2 separate regions of the Homo sapiens genome follow, and region 1 is linked to region 2. Evidence: read pairs that join two places in POLR2A ChIA-PET (ENCODE). Cell type or tissue: MCF 10A. All regions are shown on one strand. Links, peaks and the distances in the headings refer to the core of each region. The heading gives the core; the rest is flanking DNA.

Region 1 (10,818 bases), core at 2,507-6,506, 51 kb after region 2:
GAGGCCGAGACAGGTGGATCATGAGGTCAGGAGATCGAGACCATCCTGGCTAACACGGTGAAAACCCATCTCCACTAAAAATACAAAAAATTAGCTGGGCGTGGTGGCGGGCACCTGTAGTCCCAGCTACTTGGGAGGCTGAGGCAGGAGAATGGCGTGAACCCTGGGAGGCAGAGGTTGCAGTGAGCCGAGATCACGCCACCTCTGCCTCCTGGGTTCAAGTGATTCTCATGCCTCAGCCACCCGAATAGCTGGGATTACAGGCGTGTGCCATCACACCTGGCCAGTTTTTGTATTTTTAGTAGAGATGGGGTTTTACTATGTTGGCCAGGCTGGTCTCGAACTCCTGACCTCTGGTGATCCGCCCACCTCGGCCTCCCGAAGTGCTGGGATTATAGGCATGAGTGGTCTTGAACTTCTGACCTCAAGTGATCTGCCTGCCTCAGCCTCCTAAAGTATTGGGGATTACAGGCATGAGCCACTGTACCTGGCCTTGAATTATATTTCTTATGGACAGCACTGCTCTAGAAAGGAGATGAGTTGGTATGTCAGGAGCAACACAAGTCAGGATGCTGGGCAGGGGGAAGCAATTAGCCATTGCACTACGGCCTTTGGGAATTTCTGACCTTGATGCCTTCCTGAGCATTGTACCAGGGTTGAAGGATGGTCCCTCTCAGTAGACTGGGGATCCCGGAGGGCCCTGCTTGGTTGTAGGGGTGGAGCACACAGAGAGGAAAGGCCTGTCCAGGGCCTGGCAAGAGGCCATTACTAGAAGGGATAAGCTTGTAGATCCTCTGTGTGAAACTCAGAGGGGTAGGCTTTCAGAGAGAGAGAAAAAATGTCATTTAATTTCCAATTAGGTGGCATGGCCTATTTCTTCTTCTTGTTCCCTGCTGGTTAGAACAAGAAAGACTCTCTCAACTCTTCCCACCAGGTTTTTATTGGTCCTGTCCCCAGTTAGATGTGCAGGGGGTTGGGTAGGTTGGTGGGTAGGTTTCACACACCCTGGGGCTGGGATTTTCTTTCAGGCTACCACAGTTTTCTTCCTGGGGCTATATTTAGGTGTTGGTCTGGGGAAAAGGATGTGAATTTTTTAGGATCCTGTTTATCCAGTGGACCCTACCCCACCCCCACCTCGCAGCTGTCTATCCTCTGTTTGGTCTGGAACTTCCCTTCTTTCTCTTGCTGCTTTACTTTGGTCACCCAGGCCCTAGAAAGAACACAATATTTGCCACTGAATCCCAACATCACCATTTATTAGCTGTGTGACAACTAACATATACTTAATTTTCTGTATCCCATTTTCTTCCTTTGTACAGTGGAAATAATGATATCTACCTTGTAGGAATGCTGTGAGGTTCAGAGGAGATAGTGCATGTAAAGTGCCTGGCATTAGGCCTAGCCAGTGGTAGTCATTAAATAAATGTTGGTTCCTTTGAGTTCTTCTGTTAGGCGGTGGCTAAGGGTGCTACTCTAGGGATAACAGGCTCAGGAAAGAGTCCAAAGAATGGGATGTCTGTTGCTTAAACGAACATTGTCTGTGGGAGGTGATGTTGCATTGAGTCCCTTTTCTTTTTCCTTTGAGTTTGAATCTTTTTTTTTTTTTTGAGACAGGGTCTCACTCTGTTGCCCAAGCTGGAGTAGTGTGATCATAGTTCACTGCAACCTCGACCTCCTGGGCTCAAGCAATCCTCAAATTCCCAAGTAGCTAGGAATGTGGGCATGCACCAGCATGCCTGGCTAATTTTTAAAATTTTTTTTAGAGATAGGGTCTCACTGTGTTGTCCAGGCTGGTCTTAAACTCCTGGGCTCAATCGATCCTCTTGCTTCAGTCTCCCAAAGTGCTATGATTACAGGCATGAGCCACCCTGCCTGGCCTGTGTTTGAATCTTTAAGTCAGGTCCCAGGTTGGTTTGAAGCATTCTCTCACCAGGAGGTCAGGTCTCCCACATACTACCTCCAGATACACCTAAGCCTTGGTCTATCAAAGATTCAAGGAAATGACAGGCTTTGGAATCTGGGCTTTTACCGCCTTTTTGGAATCTGGGCTTTTACCGCCTTATCTAAACCTTAAGTTTCCTTATTTGTAAAATGGGGTAATAATAGTAACTACCTATAGAAGGGTTGTAAGGATTAAATCAGTGGAGACAATATTGGGTAAGGCAGAGTGCCTGGCACATAGCTAGCACCCAGTGAGGAGTAGCTGTATCATTTGGTTATGTCTGGACTGGAGACACATGAGGCTCTGTTCGAATAACCTTTCTCTCTGTGTGTTTCTGTTTGCAGCAGCAAAGTGGGGCACCAAGGCCCTGTGCTAAGCACTCATAATCCTCTGGGGGTGCTACCCCTACAAACAGCACCCCCACCATGTTTAACCTAATGAAGAAAGACAAGGACAAAGATGGCGGGCGGAAGGAGAAGAAGGAGAAAAAGGAGAAAAAGGAGCGGATGTCAGCGGCAGAGCTTCGGAGCCTGGAGGAGATGAGCCTGCGACGTGGCTTCTTCAACCTGAACCGCTCCTCCAAGCGTGAATCCAAGACGCGCCTGGAAATCTCCAACCCCATCCCCATCAAGGTGGCCAGCGGCTCTGACCTGCACCTGACTGACATTGACTCCGATAGTAACCGGGGCAGCGTCATCCTGGACTCGGGCCACCTAAGTACAGCCAGCTCCAGCGATGACCTCAAGGGTGAGGAGGGTAGCTTCCGTGGCTCGGTGCTGCAGCGGGCAGCCAAGTTCGGCTCACTGGCCAAGCAGAACTCACAGATGATTGTCAAGCGCTTTTCCTTCTCCCAGCGTAGCCGGGATGAGAGCGCCTCAGAAACCTCGACGCCCTCAGAGCACTCTGCCGCCCCCTCGCCACAGGTGGAGGTGAGGACTCTAGAGGGACAGCTGGTGCAGCATCCTGGCCCAGGCATCCCTCGACCAGGGCACCGATCCCGAGCCCCTGAGCTAGTGACTAAAAAGTTCCCAGTCGACCTGCGCCTGCCCCCCGTGGTGCCCCTGCCCCCACCTACCCTCCGGGAGCTGGAGCTGCAACGACGGCCCACTGGAGACTTTGGCTTCTCCCTGCGGCGCACAACCATGCTGGATCGGGGCCCCGAGGGCCAGGCCTGTCGGCGTGTGGTCCACTTTGCTGAGCCTGGTGCAGGCACCAAGGACCTGGCCCTGGGGCTGGTGCCAGGAGATCGACTGGTGGAGATTAATGGGCACAATGTGGAGAGCAAGTCCAGGGATGAGATTGTGGAGATGATCCGGCAGTCAGGGGACAGCGTGCGGCTCAAGGTGCAGCCCATTCCAGAGCTCAGCGAGCTCAGCAGGAGCTGGCTGCGGAGCGGCGAGGGACCTCGCAGGGAGCCATCCGATGTGAGTGCTTCCCTGGGCACCTGGGCTAAGCAGGGATGGGGAATGTGGGCACCTCCTGCTTGACTGGGTAATCGGGGTACCCAAGAGCTGTTATCAGAGCCTAGCAGTGTGTAAGTGGGGAAGCCCTGCTGCTCTCTGAGCCTGTGGGGAAGCATGAACTCAGGAGAAGGTGCCCCATGCTCATAATCCTCTGGGGGTGCCACCCCTACAAACAGCACCCCCACCAGGTTTAACCTAATGAAGAAAGACAAGGACATTAAAGGAGTCACACCTTCGTCTCTCAACCTTGTCTGGGAGCTGAGGACAAGTCCCCAAAGGTTCACTGCAGTAGAATTCTGAGCAGTTTGGCCAGGCCTCATGGTTTTATGGTTCCCTCCTGTGTTCTGTGTCTGTTGGATTGACCTAACTGAATTCAGCGGAATGCCTTTCTCAACGGTGCTGGGATAGACCAAGCTCTGCCTGAACCTTAGTTTCAGCCCTGGAGCCCTTGAGAGAGCTCTGCTGTTGGTTAGTAATTACCGTGAAAGTATTCAGCTTCTTCATTACAAGGACAGGTGAGGGGTTTGGGCACCATATTTCCTGAGCCCTAAATTGGGGTGTATAGGCTAACATGTGTCACTTCCAGATATAAGAGACAATCTGGACAGTAAAATACAATATTTCCATGGTATTTAGATCTTGGGGATAAAAAAGGACAAATGATTTCAAATTAGGGCCGTCATGGAACATCTGAGATGTATAGCTGGTATGATTATATCTTTGGGAAAGATGACCTCAGGCCAGAGCCTCCTCTTGCCCCTGAGTGAGCAAGGAAATATCAGGTGAGGCTGCAGAGAAAGCAGGGGCAGATCATAAAGGACCTTGTAAGTCACAGTTGGAATTCAGATTTCATCCCAGTGAAATGGGACTATTGAAGGGTTCGAAGCAGGGGAGTAACTGGATCTGATTTATAATGGTCACTTGGGCTCCAAGAGTCTTTATTACCTCTCCTGGAAGGAGAAAAAGCATGGACCTGGAAAAGCAAGAGGGATAAAACCTACACAGATAGTATGTCCTGACTGTCACTGAGACCCCAGCTGCCCGCGCAAAAAGAGCAGCAGGAGGCACAGGAGCAGAGAGGTTTAGATCAGATGGAGGAGCGGATCTCCATGGGGCATCAAGCTCACTAATCCCAGGGGTCTTTTGATAGGGTGGCTACATAGCAGTTTGAATGTCCTGCCTGGAGATAGTATACGAAGGACAAGTGACCACCTCTGGCCATCTTCCCTTCCCAGCTGTGGGTTTTAGGACCGTCCAGATCTGGCCCCTGCTGCTTGACCAGGACCTTTTGGTACTAAGTGACCAGCCAGATGTGTCAAAGTCAGAAATGGGAGGAAGTGCTAATGGGAGGAAACAGGCAGAGTCCCGGTCCCAGCTTTCTCCCAGGGAGGGGAAGCAGCTGCTACTCAACCCAGTAGTACCTTGGGCCTGAAGAGGGGCTGGCAGTGGTAGGGTCAGACTGTCAGGAAGCACTGTAGTTGGGTTCCAGGCCTTCCTTTAACCCGGAGCTAGCTGGGTTTAGGCAGCTTTGCTAGTCAGGGAAGGGTAGTGAATGGGAGGAGGAGGCCTGTGTGGAAGACCTGGACTCTTCATTCCAGAAGCACACATTGAGCACCTACTATGTTTTAGCCACCAGGTTAGGTGGAACTCAGAGAACCACGAGGTAGAGAGGGAAGAACAAGGAGGGGTCTTTATGTCAGAAGCAAAGACTGGGCTGGGTGGTGGTGGCTCACGCCTGTAATCCCAGCACTTTGGGAGGCTGAGGCGGGTGGATCACTTGAGGTTGGGAGTTCGAGACCAGCCTGACCAACAGGAAGAAACCTTGTCTCTACTAAAAATACAAAAATTAGCTGGGCGTGGTGGCGCATGCCTGTAATCCCAGCTACTCAGGAGGCTGAGGCAGGAGAATCACTTGAACCCGGGAGGCGGAAGTTGCAGTGAGCCGAGATCAAGCCATTGCACTTCAGCCTGGGCAATAAGAGCTAAACTCTGTCTCAAAAACAATAACAGAAGCAAAGACTAACATGTTGCCATGCCTGTCTGCGTTCTTCCAGGCTAACGCTGCTTTTAACAGATGGAATTTTCTTCTTAAAGAATGAATCCCCCAGGGGATTGTTGCCAGCTCCCTGCTGAACCACAGCAAGGCCTCTGTGGGGCCCTGGGCCTGGCATCCCAGATGCTGTTTGGTTTTCTCTTTATAGCACAGGGATCATCCTGGCATCTCAGATTTTCCTAGCTTTCCCTTCCCAACTATCTGCTGCTATCCCATCCCTGGGGAAGTAGATGGTTTAGCTTTGGAGGCCCTGGTGGATTCCAAGTTATAGCTGGTATCCCTGAAATGCTGGCTCACTCTAGCTCCTATGGGGTAAGCCCAGCTGGTGCCCAGAGGACTTCTTCCCCGAGCCTCAGCCTGTTTCATCTGCCAGAGGACACAGTAGCAAACCCCATCCCCATGCATCTCCTAGAGCCATGTGGCAGGATAAGGAGACACATAGGGCTGAAAGAAGCCCATATCTTTTCTCACCCAGGTAGGTGGTGGGGACTCATACCACAAGCAGAGAGGACCAGGGTGAGCCCAGCGTTTCCAGCTTCCTGGGACAGGGCTGGGAGTGGCGTGGGGTGCTGCACCTCTTCTGTACCCTCAGCCTGTATCTCCTCCTCTTCCTTTTACTCCTCCTACTCCCTGTCTTGGCAGCAGTTCTAATCCCAGTTATGCGCCAAGAGAAGTCTTCCCGCCTCCTCCAGACTCCTGGGAGGGATACCCTGATGACTGTAGCCCCACAGGGACAGCTCTTGCTGGCCACCCTGCCATCAGGCCATCCATCAACTGTGTCCACACATTGCCTGTCCCCAGGGAGCTCTGAGGGAGCTGACTAGCCATCTGTTATCTTCCTGCACACAGATGGGGCCAGGCCCCCGGCTCCTCTCCATGGCCTGTTTAGAAGGCCCCAGGGAGACACAGCCCCTTGGGTTTCCCTCTCACATGGCGTGTGTCCAGAATGCTGGGTTCACACCTTCATGTGTCCTGGTAGCTGCTAGATGAGGTTCCGCTGGGAGCAGGGGTGAGCCACAGTGGTAGGGTAGATTTGTGGCCTGGTAGAAATCAACCAGCAGGCCTGGGAGAACACCGTTTTCTTCTGCCATCATCCTTCCACCTGCCCATCCATTAGGGAAGCATTTGTTGAGCACTTACTGCATACTAGGTCCTGGGCTCCAGCGGTGAGCAGCACATAATCCCAGCCCCAAGGAGCTCATAGTAAGCGGGAGAGATGTTCCAGTAGCAGACCATGACAGTACCCTCTGAGAAGCTCAACCACAGGGGCCAGTCCTGGTGCTGGGAGTGCAGCAGAGGGGCTTCAAGTCCAGTCTTGTGGATGGGTCAGCGAAAGCTGACATCTGGGTAGTAGATGAGTGAAGCGGAGGCAAGAGGAAGGGAAACACTGTCACAAACACATGCCAAGGCCTAAAGTTATGGAGAGAGAATCACATATTTCAGGAATAAGGCTGGGAGACGGTGTGTGGGAAGGGAAAGCTGGGAGAAGCACTAGGAGGCATCCACGGGAGCCAGGTCATGGAGGCCCCTGTGAGCCGTGCTGGGGAACGTGAACTTTAACCAAAGGGCACTGAAGCAATTTAATCAGGGAGCAATAGGAACAGGTTTTAGGAAATCACTCTGGCTGCTTATGGAGCATGCTCTAGGGTGTAGCAAAGTTGGCTGTGGGGAGAGTGGTGAGGGAGTGATTGTGATCCTAGAAGAATGGATGGAGACCTGGACTCAGGTAGAGGCAGTGGGATGGAGAGCCATCTCAGACTCGAGCAACTGAGTCAGACTCTGGGGTCTTGGTGACCCACTGGTAGGGGCCTGAGGGAGAGGAGGGGTCATGTGACCGCCAGAGTACTGGGAAGATGCTACATTCTTTCCCCTTTGATTCCTTAGGGAAAGTTCTTGGGGGGCATCTGTATTTGGATCAGTTACTCTTAAGTTTGCTGAAGGCCAAGTGTTTCCTAAGTCTGGTGAGATTAGGGGAGATGTTGGTAAAGTTGAGGATCTCAAAACCCCAGTTGGATCAAAATTCCCTCCTCCACTTCCATAAGTCCGGATGGGAAAGTCAAGGCCCATTGAGAAGGGGCAGAGGCCAGGCTGGAGACTAGGGCCTGGGAGAGGAGAAGGCGAGTCTGTCTGTATCCTCAGTCGGTCCATTCTAGGGGAGGACAAATGGAGTCCCTTAGGACGAGGCATGTCCTCCTGCATCTGGGAGTATAGGACTTTTCTGCTGAGCTCAGAAAAGCCCACCCAGCTAAACCCTGGCCAATGTGGTTGTCCTGCCATGGAGAGCCAGAGGTGCTGGCCAGAAAGCAAGGCCTCCTGAGCATTTTTCTTTTTTTTTTTTTTTTGAGACAGGGTCTTGCTGTCACCCAGGTTGGAGTGCAGTGGGGCGATCTTGGCTTATATGCTCAAGCGATCCTCCCACCTCAGCCTCCTGAGAAGCTGGGACCACAGGCACACACCACCACACCTGGCTATTTTTTTTTTTTTTTTTTTTTTTGACATGGAGTTTCACTCTTGTCACCCAGGCTGGAATGCAGTGGCGCGATCTCAGCTCACTGCAACTTCCGTCTCCCTGGTTCAAGCGATTCTCCTGCCTCAGCCTCCTGAGTAGCTGGGATTACAGGTGCCTGCCACCACGCCTAGCTAATTTTTATATTTTTAGTACAGGTGGGGTTTCACCATATTGGTCAGGCTGGTCTCGAACTCCTGACCTCAGGTGATCCACCTGCCTCGGCCTCCCAAAGTGCTGGGATTATAGGCGTGAGCCACCAAGCCCAGCCTAATTTTTGTATATTTTATTAGAGACAGGGTTTCACCATGTTGCCCAGGCTGGTCTCAAACTCCTGAGCTCAAGCTATCTACCTGCCTCAGGCCTCCCAAGTGCTGGGATTACAGGCGTGAGCCACTACACCTGGCTCTCCCTGAGCTTTTGAGAATGTGGTGGGAAGGGAGAGGGGGTCTTAAAGGAAGGCTTACCACTCCCTCCCAGCCAAGTCTAGTCGCTGTGGTAGGGGTACTTCTCCTGGTGGACCGTGAGGCTGCTAGTTGGAGGTTTTAGTGTGTGGGGTGGAGTTTCTAGTCAAAGGCTTTCAGGCTGTCGGGTTCCTCATGAGGTTGCCATGTTCACATAAACCACCTCCACGCTCAGGTGGGTTTGGGAGAGGACATGTTACAGTGGAAAGAGCATGGGCTTTGGAGCCAGAAAGACCTGGGTTTGGGTTTTACCAAAGTTATCAAACCTTTCAGAGCCTCAGTGTTCACTTTTCCCTCAGTAAATATTTAATGAAGTTGACCTAAGGACCGGGCACTGTGCTAGCACTGGGGGATTAAATAAACAAAATATAATCTTTCCTTGAGGAAGCATAGACCTAAGTAAAGAAATGCAAAGCTGCTATCGCAGAAGTCTGTGCAGGCATACAGTGGGGCAGGAGGAAGTTCTGCCTGGGGGAAGTGGGGGGCAATCAGGAGAGGCCTCCTGGTGAAGGTGACCTGTGATCTCTATGAAATAGGCCTATTCTATCCTCCCAGAGGTTGAGAAGGTTAAGTTGGAGAAAGATGCATACCCAGTGAATTCACTCCAATTGCCTCTGAGAAGCAGAATAGAATTGCAGGCTGAAAGGAGACTTGCTTTTTATTCTGTATATTTTGTGGGTCTTTATATAAGGTAAGCATGTTTATGTTAGGCAAGTTCACGTATGTGAGATGTTGGCAGGTGGTAAATGCTTAGAAACATTAGTACCCTTCCCTTCCCTGTGCCCAGTCTCTAAAGCCACCCTGGGAGGGTAATTTTGCAGCTTCTTTAATGAATCCATCCTAGTGTTCACCCATCCTTGCTCCTGAGGTTTTCTGATGCTTTCGTCTGGATTTTCCTGTAGCCCTAGCCTTATAGACGCCATCTGAAGGGAGAGATGGCCTTCTGGGTGCTTCCTATCCTTTTCTAGCTTATTAGAGGCCAGCTTCTCGGGCCTGCAGGCTTGGCCATTGGTGGCCCTGCAGGAGATGGGCAAGTCAGGGTTGCCTGCATCTGGGAGAAGGACAGGAGAGCCCTTTTGCTGTAGGGGAAGCCCTAGACCCCTGGGTAGAAACTGTATGAGCCTCATCAACCTTGTCCCTAGGGTACCTGGCTGCTGCCAGGAGTGGGGCCTGCAGGATTCCAAGGGAAGACTCAAAATGGTCTTGCCTCCAGGTCTGCCAGGCCGGGTTTGGAGCACTGGGCTTTCCTAGGGCCTTCTGGTGGTGGTGGAGCAGCTGTGTGCTGCCTGGCTCAGTGTTCTACAATGCTTCTGTTCCTGATTTTACTGCAAGTGATCCTTGGAGCGTTTTTGTTTTGTTTTGTTTTGCTTTGGGTTTTTGGTTTCTGTTTCTGTTTTTTTTGTTTGTTTTGTTTTGTTTTTAAAAACAGGAAATTTGTCTTCATTTTGTGCCAAAGCTTCAGGCACCCCTGGCATCTGAGTCTCGCCATGTGAGAATCCTGGCTTGAGGGCTCAGTGAGGGACCCTATCTAAGTCCTTTAGGTAATGAAGGGCTGGGGGCAGGGGGCAGGTGTCAAGGGCATGGGACGTGGTGGGTGAAAGGTCTTTGGGATTGTCTATTGTGGAGTAGTGGGATGCAGGGGACTGTCAGGGCGAAGCAGTGGACTAGATCATTTCCAGGGCTCCCTTCTCTGTCCTTGGAGGCACCATTCTGCCTTCTTCCTTATGAGATGCTCGATGAATTGCAGCCCTGGAGTACCGTGGCCATCCAGCCTGTGGGTGGTGGGCACAGTGCCCAGGCTGCACTGACCTGAGTATGGGTACATGACATGGTCATGGCTGCTTCTGTGGGCACAGCTTGGAGCCTTGGTGCAGGGGCAGGGTCTTAAAGGTAGCCTGCCCTTGCCTCTTCCTGTCATGGTCCCTTCCTGCCTGCCCTGACACCCCAAGTCACCCTGCCCTCTGCTCCCTTCTAATCTCTCTTATTTACATTGGACTGGTTCTGGAAAATACCAGATATGCAAACACCCTGACTGGGGGTGAGTGGGGAGTAGGGTGAAGGGGAGTGTGTGGCGGGTGGGAACACAAGTATTTTAAAAATGCTGCAAATCTCTACAGCATTTCCCAGAAACCACAGGCACGCGCTGCCTGCCAGCAGGGCTCCCGCCACCCCAATGCACTAAGCTGCTGTATTCTACTCACTGCAGTCTTGGGGGGACGGTGGGGACTGGTGACCCAGCTGAGGTGAGGGCTCCCCTGCTGCCTGGGCAGGCAGCCTGGCGCCTCCATTGTCAGTCCTGGGCAGCGGGTATGGTTGTGCCCCAGGCATCTGGCAGCACTGAGGGCGCCCACCATGCCAGACAGCCACTGCGAAAGAGCGGAGTTTTCAGG
Region 2 (10,818 bases), core at 3,847-7,846:
TTTGAGAGGCCGAGGCAGGCGGATCACTTGAATTCAGGAGTTCAAGACCAGCCTGGCCAACATGGTAAAATCCCGTGTCTACTAAAATATAAAAATTAGCTGGGCAGGGTGGTGTGCGCCTGTAATCCCACCTACTCAGAAGGCTGAGTCAGGAGAATTGCATGAACTTGGGAGGTGGAGGTTGCAGTAAGCCGAGACTGCCATTACACTGCAGCCTGAGCGACAAGAGTGAAACTCTGTCTCAAATAAAATAAAATAAAATAAAATAAAATAAAATAAAATAAAATAAAAATAAAATAAAAAATAAACATCTAGGCCGGGCGCCATATCTCATGCCTGTAATCCCGGCACTTTGGGAGGCCAAGGCGGACCGATTACTTGAGGTCAGGAGTTCAAGACCAGCCTGGCCAACATGGTGAAACTCCGTCTCTACTAAAATACAAAAGTTAGCCAGGCGTAGTGGCGGGCACCTGTAATCCCAGCTACTCAGGAGGCTGAGGCAGGACAATTGCTTGAACCCGGGAGGCGGAGGTTGCAGTGAGCCGAGATTTTGCCTTTGTACTCCAGCCTGGGAAACAAGAGCGAAACTTCATCTCAACAAAACAAACAAACAAACACACACAAAAACTTATTGTAGTGTTGATAGACACTTAGATATTTCCCCACTTGGAGGCTGTTATAAATAGTATTGCTATAAACATGCTTGTTTATGTTTTCTGGGTAACATATGTAAACATTTCTTTTGGGAATATACCTAAGAATAAATTGCTGGGCCATAAATATGTTCAGTTTTAGCAGACACTATCAAACAATTTTTCAAAGTTGTACTAGCTTGCAATCCCACCAACAGTGTGGAATAGTTTAGATGTCTATGCATCACATATTAGAGGATTCAAAACTGGAGGAAATCTTGTCTCTCAACTACAGTGGATCAAGAGTTTTTTCTTTTTTTTAGATGGGGTCTTGGTCTGTCACCCAGGCAGGAGTGGCTCACTGCTGCCTCCAACTACAGGGCTCAAGTGATCCTCCTGCGACAGCTTCCTGTATAGCTGGGACTACCGGTTCATGACACCATGTCTGGCTAATTTTTTTTTTATTTGGAGAGACAGGGGTCTCACTATGTTGTCTGGGCTAGTCTCCAACTCCTGGCCTCAAGTGATTCTCCCACCTTGGCTTCCCAAAGTGCTGGGATTACAGGAGTGAGCTACTGTGCCTGGCCTCAAGAATTATTCGTGTTCCTTTTTTTTTTTTTTTTGAGACGGAGTTTTGCTCTTGTTGCACAGGCTGGAGCGCAGTGGCGCGATCTCGGCTCACCGCAATGTCCACCTCCCGGGTTCAAGCGATTCTCCTGCCTCAGCCTCCCGAGTAGCTGGGATTGTAGGCGCGCACCACCACGCCCGGCTAATTTTTGTATTTTTAGTAGAGACAGGGTCTCGCCATGTTGGCCAGGCTGGTCTTGAACTCCCAACCTCAGTTGATCCACCCGCCTCGGCCTCCCAAAGTGCTGGGATTACAGGCGTGAGCCACCGCGCCCGGCCCATTTGTGTTCCTTTTTAAGGTGAATGAATTAAGGCTGGTGTTAGAACCCTGGTATATATAGTGTATACTTTATGGTATATAACTACAAAGTATTATATTTCAAAATACCTACAACTTTTTTGAACGTTTATCTTGTGCCAGGCACTAAGAGACCATTTCATCACACAAACCTTTGAGACAGGTGTTGTTATTATTCACATAGTTCAGGTGAAGCAGCTGCAGCTTAGAAAGATGAAATAACTGCTCCCGGGTCCCAGAGCCTGAAGTAACAGAGCTGGAACAGCCTGACTACAAAGCCTTGGAGCCCTGCAAATATACATGCTCCTGTGTTTCCTTCCCGAGGGTGGACTCAGCCTTTTTCAAAAAACTCTTTTTCAGCCTCCTAAAGACCTAAGATCAGAGCTATATGTTGCCAGATACGAATACTTAGACCAGGTGAAATTTGTCCAATTGCAGCTTGAAACTGATGCCTTTGTATCCACGGATGAAAATAGGTGAGCAGTCACCTTGAAAAATTCTGTCCCCAGAAGTCTTCTTTCTCTCCAATGTGCTGTGTATTACAATGGCTCAGTGCTGGCCCATAGTGGCACCTCAGTAATACTGGCTGAACGAAATTCTAGAAAAGTTCACAAATTTGTGCGGTTGACGGGACCCTGCTGGCTGTAGCGCCTAGCCTCTAATTTCTGACCACCAGGGGGCATACGTCCGTTTCCAGAGTACCCTTATTCCCAGCAGACTCCGGAAAGCGGGGTCCCTTGAGGACAGGGAGTCCCAAGGAAGGGAGGGATTGTGCCAGAAAACTCTGAATTGAGAAAAAAGGTACATTCGAACTGGGTTTTTTCAGAGAGTGGTCCGATAGCCACCAAACCATAATCACCTAGGGTGCATGGCTAAAATGCAAATTCCAGCTTGTTCACTTCAGGCCGAGAGAATCAGACTTTCTGAGGGTAGGGTATAGAAATCATATGTTAAGGCCTCCAGGCAATTCCCCCCCACGCTCATGGCTCTTTATTTGGACTACCTGTATTCAGTATTGTGTTAACTGTGTGACCTCAGGCAAGTCAATTAACCTAAGACTCAATATTGTCATATTAGGGGAACATAAAAACCTAACTCTCAGGTATGTTGTGAGTAATAAACGAATCAATCCATCTAGAGAGCTTAGAATGAAGCCCGGAAGGAAGCATATTAGCTCTTATACCTCTTAAGATATTATTATTATTATTATTATTATTATTATTATTATTATTATTTGGGACGGAGTCTTGCTCTGTCACCCAGGCTGGAGTGCAGTGGCACGATCTCGGCTCACTGCAAGCTCTGCCTCCCGGGTTCACGCCATTCTCCTGCCTCAGCCTCCCGAGTAGCTGGTACTACAGGCACCTGCCACCATGCCCGGCTAATTTTTTGTATTTTTAGTAGAGACGGGGTTTCACCATGTTAGCCAGGATGGTCTCGATCTCCTGACCTCATGATCTGCCCGCTTCGGCCTCCCAAAGTGCTGGGATTACAAGCGTGAGCCACCGCACCTGGCCTAATTTTTAATTTTTTTTGTAGAGATGGGGGTTCTTGTTATGCTGTCCAGGCTGGTCTTGAACCGCTGGGCTCAAATGATCCTCCTGCCTCAGCCTCCCAAAGTGTTGGGATTACAGGTGTAAGCCACCATGCGTGGCCAGCCTGGGCCTCAGTTTCTGCACATGTAAAATGAGGGAGTGGGACTAATTGGTCTGTGAGATCCCTTCCAGTGCTAATGTTTTATAAAAACTTCACAGGGGCCAGGTGCAGTGGCTCACACCTGTAATCCCCAGCACTTGTAGGAGGCAAAGTTGGGAAGATTGCTTGAGCTCAGGAGTTTGAGACCAACCTGGGCAACACAGCAAGATCCTGTCCCTACAAAAAATGTAAAAAATTAGGTGGGCATGGTGGCGGACATCTGTGGTTCCAGCTACGAGGGAGGCTAAGGCGGGAGGATCGCTTGAGCTTGGGAAGTCGAGGTTGCAGTGAGCCATGATTGCACCACTGCACTCCCACCTGGGCAACAGAGCAAGACCCTGTATCAGAAAACAAACAAATGGCTGAGCATGGTGGCTCATGCCTATAATCCCAGCACTTTTGGGAGGCTGAGGTGGGTGGCTCACTTGAGGTCAGGAGTTCGTGACCAGCCTGGCCAACAAGGTGAAACGCTGTCTCCACTAAAAATACAAAAATTAGCTAGGCGTGGTGGTGCATGCCTGTAATCCCAGCTACTTGGGAGGCTGAGGCACGAGAATTGCTCGAACCCGGGAGGTGGAGGTTGCGGTGAGCTGAGATCAAGCCACTGCACTCCAGGCTGGCCAACAAAGCAAGACTCTATCTTAAACAAACATGCCAACAAACAAAAAACCCAAAACTTCACAGGGTTTGAGGATCCTCCTGAACACACACACACACACAGACACACACACACACCACTTCCCTTCATCTATGTTCCTACAGCCCCTGTGTGGTTCATTCACCTCGAATTACATTGCTAACTCTCTTCCCTGCTTTTTTGAGGGTAGGGTCTGTGTGGTCTTCATCCCAGAGCCTGGCATGGTGCCTACCATATGGTTCCCGTGCAGTAAATATCATTTATACTGGAGAAAGTAGAAATGTAAAGTGTGACACAAAGGGGAGGAATGGGGATAATTTTTATTCCTAGTTGGTCTTTTGGGAAATAGTTGTTGGGAGTAGCTGGAGGGGCCTGGAGACCTAAGGAGGGCATTCTGGTGTATTGGGTGGACAGAGACCTTGGTGCAGGGAATGGGGAAAAAGAAGAGCAGTTTGGAGCAGAGGAGCTTACAGTGTGTTTCACCTCCCAGTTTCCTCCTGCAGTTGACCTGCTTTTTGGTGGTTGTTGTCGTTGTTGTTGTTGTTGTTGTTGTTGTTTGAGAGAAGTGGAAATGGGGTCAGGGCCCAGCCCAGTAGCCTGCAGAGGGTAGGCCTGCAAATATTTCAAATATTTAGCCATAGCATCTGAGAGCTAGAAGGAAACACAGAGGTTTGAGGCAGGCTTCTCATTTTTACAACTAAGTAGAAAAGTACAAGCCAGAAGGCAGTGTCCCTTGCCCATCAAGATGACACATCAGGTAGTAGTGGCGAAGGGAATGTGGGTCTGTCAACTTCCAACCCAGGGCCCTGCCCTGCACCCCGCTTCCTCCAACACTTTGTCTGGACAATGAATGACTTGCATGGGAATGTTTCAGAAAGCGTGGTCATGTCTTCACTAGTCTTTTGTTCCATCCAACCGTCTAGCTGCCTCCTGCATGAGTCCACCTGGATGGCCCCCCAGGCATTTGAAATACAGATAGGCAAAACTGAGCTTGTTACCTTCTCCTGAGTCTTCTGCTCCCCCCTTGTTTCTGCTGTCAGCAAAGAGTGCCACCATTTGTTATTGCATCGTCCAGATTAGAAATCTGGGTGCGCTCCTTGACTCCTACTTCTCCCTCGCCCCCCAATCACTCCCAATGCCTGTCAATCCCACCTCCTGCTCTCTCCATTTCATCCCCGTCTCCAGTACTGAGGCTCCAGTTCAGGGTCTCCTCACATCCAGGCAGGCTCCTCATCAGTCTCATTACACTCAGACTCTAGTCCCCAGCAGCTCAAAGTGTCACCTGCAGGCTGTTTGTAAAATACAAACCTGGTCAAATGTCGATTGAAGTCCTGTGCTTGGTGCTAAATGAATGATGATGAACAAGACAGATGGGGTCCAAGGGTTGACCAGGGGAAGGGTGATATGGACAAGTATATTCTAATTATAATATACCACAGTGAGGGTTGTGGCAGGGGAAGTGCGGAGTGAGATGTGAACCTCGGGGAAGGACAGCTCCTGAAACTGGTGTGTGGTATGAGTTCATGTGAGTAGATGAATACTCCTAACCTAGTGAGATTTCAACATTTACGTCTCTCCTTGTGTCTTGTGGGCCGCGTGCACTGTCATTGAGAGTATGTGTGTATGCATGTGCTTGTCTGTGCATATGTGTGTTTCTGTTGGGATTGCATTTGGCCGTGAGTGACAGACAACCAAGGGAGTGGTGGCTTTAACAAAATGGAAGTTTATTTTTCTCTGACTTAAGGTCCAGACCCAAGTGGTCCAGGATTGCTGTGGTGTCTTGTGTGTGTGTGTTTCTTTTTTTGAGACAGGGTCTTGCTCTGTCACCCAGGCTGGAGTGCAGTGGCATAATCACAGCTCACTGCAGCCTCCAACTCCTGGACTCAAGCCACCCTCCTGGCCTCAGCCCGTGAGAACCTGCGACTACAGGTTTGCGTCACCACACATGACTAATTTTTCTTATTTTTGGCAGAGATGGGGTCTTGCCCTGTTGCGCAGGCTGGTCTTGACTTCCTGGCCTCAAGTGGTCCTCCCACCTTGACCTTCCAAAGTGCTAGGACTACAAGCATGAGCAACTGCACCCAGCAGGTTGCAAATTCTTTGACACTTCTCTCATTGAGCAGTTGGTCAGTGAGAGACTCAGCCTCACTGAGCTATAAATAAAAGGTTCAATTACTATAGGAGAAAAAGAATCTCATATTAGGGGAAGGTTAGTAGTCTATGTCACAGCGTGTGTGTGTGTGTGTGTGTGTGTGTGTGTGTGTGTGTGTGTGTAAAGTTTCTAAGTGTTCTCTGTCCCTTCTCCTTAAATGTTGGTGGACTTGTGACTGCCTTGACCCAAACAGTAGGTCTATTAGCATAGGCAGAAGTGATGGCAAGTACCTTCTGAGGCTCAGTTGTAACAGGCCATAGAGCATCTACTTTGATCGCTGAAATACTTGCTCCCGAAGCCTGGGCTGCCATGTAAGAAAGTCCAACTCTCCCGAGAGCTGGAGAGGCCACATGTGGATGTTCCAATTCGCAGTTCTGGCTGAGCCTTCCAGCTGCCCCTGCCAGCATGCCAGACATGAGTGAAGCCGTCATGGACCCTCCGAGCCAACCCGTGTACCAGCTAAACTCCACCAAGTGACCTCAGTCAATGGCACAAGGAGTAAAAAAATTATCCAGCTGAGCCTTGCCCGGAAGATGCACTTACCAACACAACGTTTATCCTTGTTGACCAGGGAGTAGTCGCATGGCCATACCTAGCTGAAAAGAAGGCTGGAAAAAATAAAGTCTTTATTCTGGGCAGACATTGCCTAGGTATAAATAAAAGTCCAATTACTATAGAAGAAGAGGAATCTCATATTAGAGGAAGGTTAACTCTGTCACAGCATGTGTGTGTGTGTAATGTAAAGTTTATATGTGTTTAGCACTGGAAAGTCATTCAATATTTGTTGGTTCTGTTACACAAATGAAGACCAGAGAGGTAGAGTGAGCTGCCCAAAGTCACACAGGAAGTGATAGTGCCCCGGGCCTTTAATATCAGCTCAGGAGCATCCAGGCAGTAGATGGACTAGGAATTTGCAGCTTCTGGTCCCAGGCCTGCCCTGTCACCTCCCAGGACTATACTCCTGGCACCTGTTCCACCTGTTGGTGGTGCCACCCACTTCCTTGTACCCACAGTCACTTCTGGGTGAATGAGGGGACCCTGGATTAGGGCAGTACTTTCCTAGCATCTTCCAGAAAAGAGGGAAGACAGGCAGGAGGTGGCCCCAGCCTAGAACCCTGGGCAACGCTTCTGAGTGTGGGCTGGGAAGCCATTGACAGGTGGGCCAACCTGGCTGAAGGACCTACAGTTGGACCTTTTGATCCTTGGAAGGAAGATGGCTAGGTAAGACATTAAGTCTTTCCTAGCCATCTTCCTGCTTCTGCATGGCAAAACCAGTTCACGCCAGCATTTCATCACATCCTCATCCAGGGAGGCACCCGTCCCATCTACTTGCTCATGGACAGCGGTTCCCGATGCTGGTGACTGGGCAGCCTGAGGAACACTGCCGAGTCTTGTGGTGCATCTGAATGGTGTGGCTCAGTGATTGGATGACCTCATGCAAGATGATTTTGCCCTCTGAGGATCAGCTTCCTCTTAAAATGAGGATCATAAGTGCCTTGTAGGACTTTTATGAGCATTAAATGAAATAATATTGGCCGGGCATGGTGGCTCACACCTGTAATCCCAGCACTTTGGGAGGCCGAGCGGGCAGATCACCTGAGGTCAGGAGTTCGAGATCAGCCTGACCAACATGGTGAGACCCCGTCTCTACTAAAAATACAAAAATTAGCTGCGCATGGTGGTGGGCGCCTGTAATCCTGGCTACTCAGGAGGCTGAGGCAGGAGAATCACTTGAACCTCCAGGCAGAGGTTGCAGTGAGCTGAGATTGTGCCCCTGGACTCCAGCCTGGGTGACAGAGCAAGACTCCGTCTACAAAATAAAAATAAAAATAAAAATAAAAATAAATAATATAGGTAAAGCGCTTATCACAATGCCTGGCCATAACAAGCACTTAACACATATTAGCCATGATTATTATTGCTATTAAGTCCTGCCAGGCTATAATATCTCTGGCTCTAAGAAAAAGGAAATTGGAAGAAATAATAATAACAATAAGTTCAGATATAGTTATTGATTATTATTATTATTAGAGACAGAGTCTCACTCTGGAGTGAGGCTGGAGTGCAGTGGAGTAATCTTGGTTCACTGTAGCCTCAACCTTCTGGGCTCAAGTGATTCTCCCGCCTCAGCCTTCCGAGTAGCCGGGACCGCAGGAGCACATCACCATGCCTAGCTATTTTTTTTACTTTTTGTAGAAACAAGGTCTCATTTTGTTGGCCTTGAATTCCTGAGCTCATGTGATCCTTCCACCTTGGCCCCACAGAATGCTGGGATTACAGGAGTGAGCCACTGCGCCCGAACTTGATGTGATGTTTTGCGGACCTTACCCATTTTTCCCTTACTGGCATTTTAACACTTCATGGCCACCACTGGCCCCTCTTCTAGGAGCTGGACTGTCCTGTGCTCGTTGCCTCAGAAGATGATGCTGCAGAAATAAAGTTGCTTCCTGGCCTAGTTCTCCAGAAACCCAGCCTTTAGGGGAATGGAGAGGCTTCTGAACATCGGCCACATAGTCGAAGGAAATACCATAAGTGAAAGCTGGGTGGGGCAGGTTTAAGGGGAGTGGGCTTCCCTTTAGAAACTAAAGAAGCTTCCTCCAGGCTGGTGGCAGAGGAAAAGCGATGACTATGTAGGTGGCCATGAGTTCCAGCAAGAATAACTCTACTGTGTATTTGGGGCCACAGCCTAGGCGAGCAGAAAGAGAATGGCCCCATTGTGAGGCTGGGCAAATGGGAACTTGCCTCCCTGGAATCCTGGAACATCAAGGCTGGCATGAATGTAGTAAAAAAAAAAGCCACCAGAAGCCAGGCGTAGTGGCACAAATCTGTAGTCCCAACTACTCAGGAGACTGAGACGGGAGGATGGCTTTAGCCCAGGAGTTCAAGGATACAGTGAGCTGCAATCATGGCACTGCACTCCAGCCTGGGTGACAGAGCGAGATATTGTCTCTAAAACAAAAAACAAAAAACACCCATGTGTGAGCCAATGACTAGCTGAACAGTGGATGACACAATGATACTAATCAGCTGCAGATGACACAGAGGCAGAGTGCTTCCACCCCTGCCTTTGGACACTTCGAAAATTTCCTGGTGCAGAAGGAGGGGGAAACTAAAATTGACTGGGATTAAACTGAGTTATACAAAAGCTAATACCTATTTCCTATACCCTGCAGTTGAGGGTGGAGTCATTCCTGCTACACTTGTGTCAAGTACTGTATAATTTATGATGTGAAGCCATGGAGTTTGAGTCAACCCAGATCTGAGTTTGAATTCCAGCTGTGTGACCCAAGGTAAGTTACCTAACCTCTCTGTTCCTCAGTTTCCTCTGCTACAATGAGGGGATCCTAATATCAATCTCATAGAGTTGGTAGGAGGATTTGAATAAGGAAAGGGATGTAAAGTTTTTATGTGTTTAGCACTGGAAAGCCACTCAATATTTGTTGGTTCTCCTACACAAATGAGGACCAGAGATGTAGAGTGAGTTGCCCAAAGTCACACAGGAAGCCATAGAGCCCTAGGCCCTTGGTTTCAGGCTTGAATGCTGAGAGAGGTCAGGAAGGCCAGAGAAGCTGGGCAGGCTTTCTGGAGAAGGTGGCCCTCTCTTGGGAAGGTGCTCCTAAACTTCATTCTCAAGCTTCGCTGCCCCTTCCACCAAAATGGGAAAAAGAACTGCTTTGGGGAGGGATAAGCCACAGCTCCTGATTCACTCCTGCCAGTGTAGACCAAGATCTCTTGGGGGCCAGGTGGTTTCCAAGCCAGGCCTCATCTGCCCTTCCACACGGGTGACCACACAGGACCCTCAGGGCGTTCACACCTGTGGAGCAAATTTAACAAATCTGGCAGGCCATGGGCACAGCTAGGTCCTGAGTGCTGGCAGTGGGGGGATTCTCGTGGCTTCTGTTGTGCCGAGTGGGCAGGATTTTGAGCACGAGGGATGCCCATTGTGTCTCCCAGCTTTTGTCCCAGCTTTTTCTGAGTTTTCCTCCTGCAGGGCCCCCAAGGCCTGGGGATAAACAGCCCACATTCTGCACATTCCCTGCTTTGCAGTACCCCTAAGCAGGCAGCAGATTTATTTGGACCTCCAGCTCTCAGAGACAACTACTGCCTTTCAGGTAAGAGAATGGTGGTCCTGGCTCTGGGGGTTTCCAGAAGGCAGAACCATACTCAGAGGGATTTAAGATAGACTGAAGGAGCATCTTGCTGATGGGGAGGAGAATGAGGCTCTGGAGCAGGTTTTGTCTATGGGTTTGGTTCAAGTTTTTCTCTTTTTTTTTTTGTCTTCTGGGATCATGAGATGTACAGGCCTTTCATGTCCTACCATCTCTCCTTTGGAGGCTGCAGAGTACAAAGGGCATAGGCTTTGGAGACAGCAGACCTAGATTGAAATCCCAGCTCTGACATTCAGTTTTCTCATCCATAAAATGGGAAAAACTATATATAATTATATATATGGAATAACTATATATATCCTTATTATAAATTCCATATAGCCATTCATTCAAAATGCTTTCATTGATTTTTGAGGAATACTTGTACCAGTAACCAACCTAAGGTTATGAATGATAGACAACTGTAGTTTTGACAGGAATGTTGGTTGATACTCTCATTTAAGTTGAGGAGGAAGATGAAAGTGAAACAATGAAAATTTTTGTCCTGAATTTCATTCCTTATTCAATGACGTGAGCAACCTCTTTGGTGAATCAGATAGTAGTTTACAAACACTGGAAGAATATTTCCTTGAATTCTTGTGCTATTCATTACGTAATGGCTACAGACA

Evidence for each region. ChIA-PET counts read pairs that join two places held together with the same protein. Peaks named below come from ENCODE experiments on the same cell type or tissue, not always from the same donor. Only the 100,000 strongest peaks of a DNase experiment are listed, where the experiment ranks them.
Region 1: POLR2A ChIA-PET joins it to region 2 with 5 read pairs; 12 of 35 experiments call an interaction of 5 or more read pairs at or near these places.

Annotation. Positions count from the first base shown.
Region 1 is chr17:29,158,490-29,169,307 of GRCh38, reverse strand. MYO18A (myosin XVIIIA) reads left to right here. Exons shown (of 42, transcript NM_078471.4): 2 at 2,287-3,366. The coding sequence starts at 2,368. It overlaps LOC124903967 (a long non-coding RNA gene), which reads right to left. Exons shown (of 3, transcript XR_007065693.1): 3 at 5,207-6,801. Among named protein-coding and RNA genes, the nearest start is that of MYO18A, 16 kb to the left of the region's middle. In MCF 10A, for the core only: no CTCF peak of the experiment used is centred there; no DNase peak of the experiment used is centred there.
Region 2 is chr17:29,210,997-29,221,814 of GRCh38, reverse strand. No RefSeq gene overlaps it. Among named protein-coding and RNA genes, the nearest start is that of CRYBA1, 30 kb to the left of the region's middle. RefSeq lists a silencer at 2,115-2,204 and enhancers at 5,689-5,738, 5,799-5,898, 9,354-9,854. In MCF 10A, for the core only: no CTCF peak of the experiment used is centred there; a DNase peak (open chromatin) is centred at 5,854.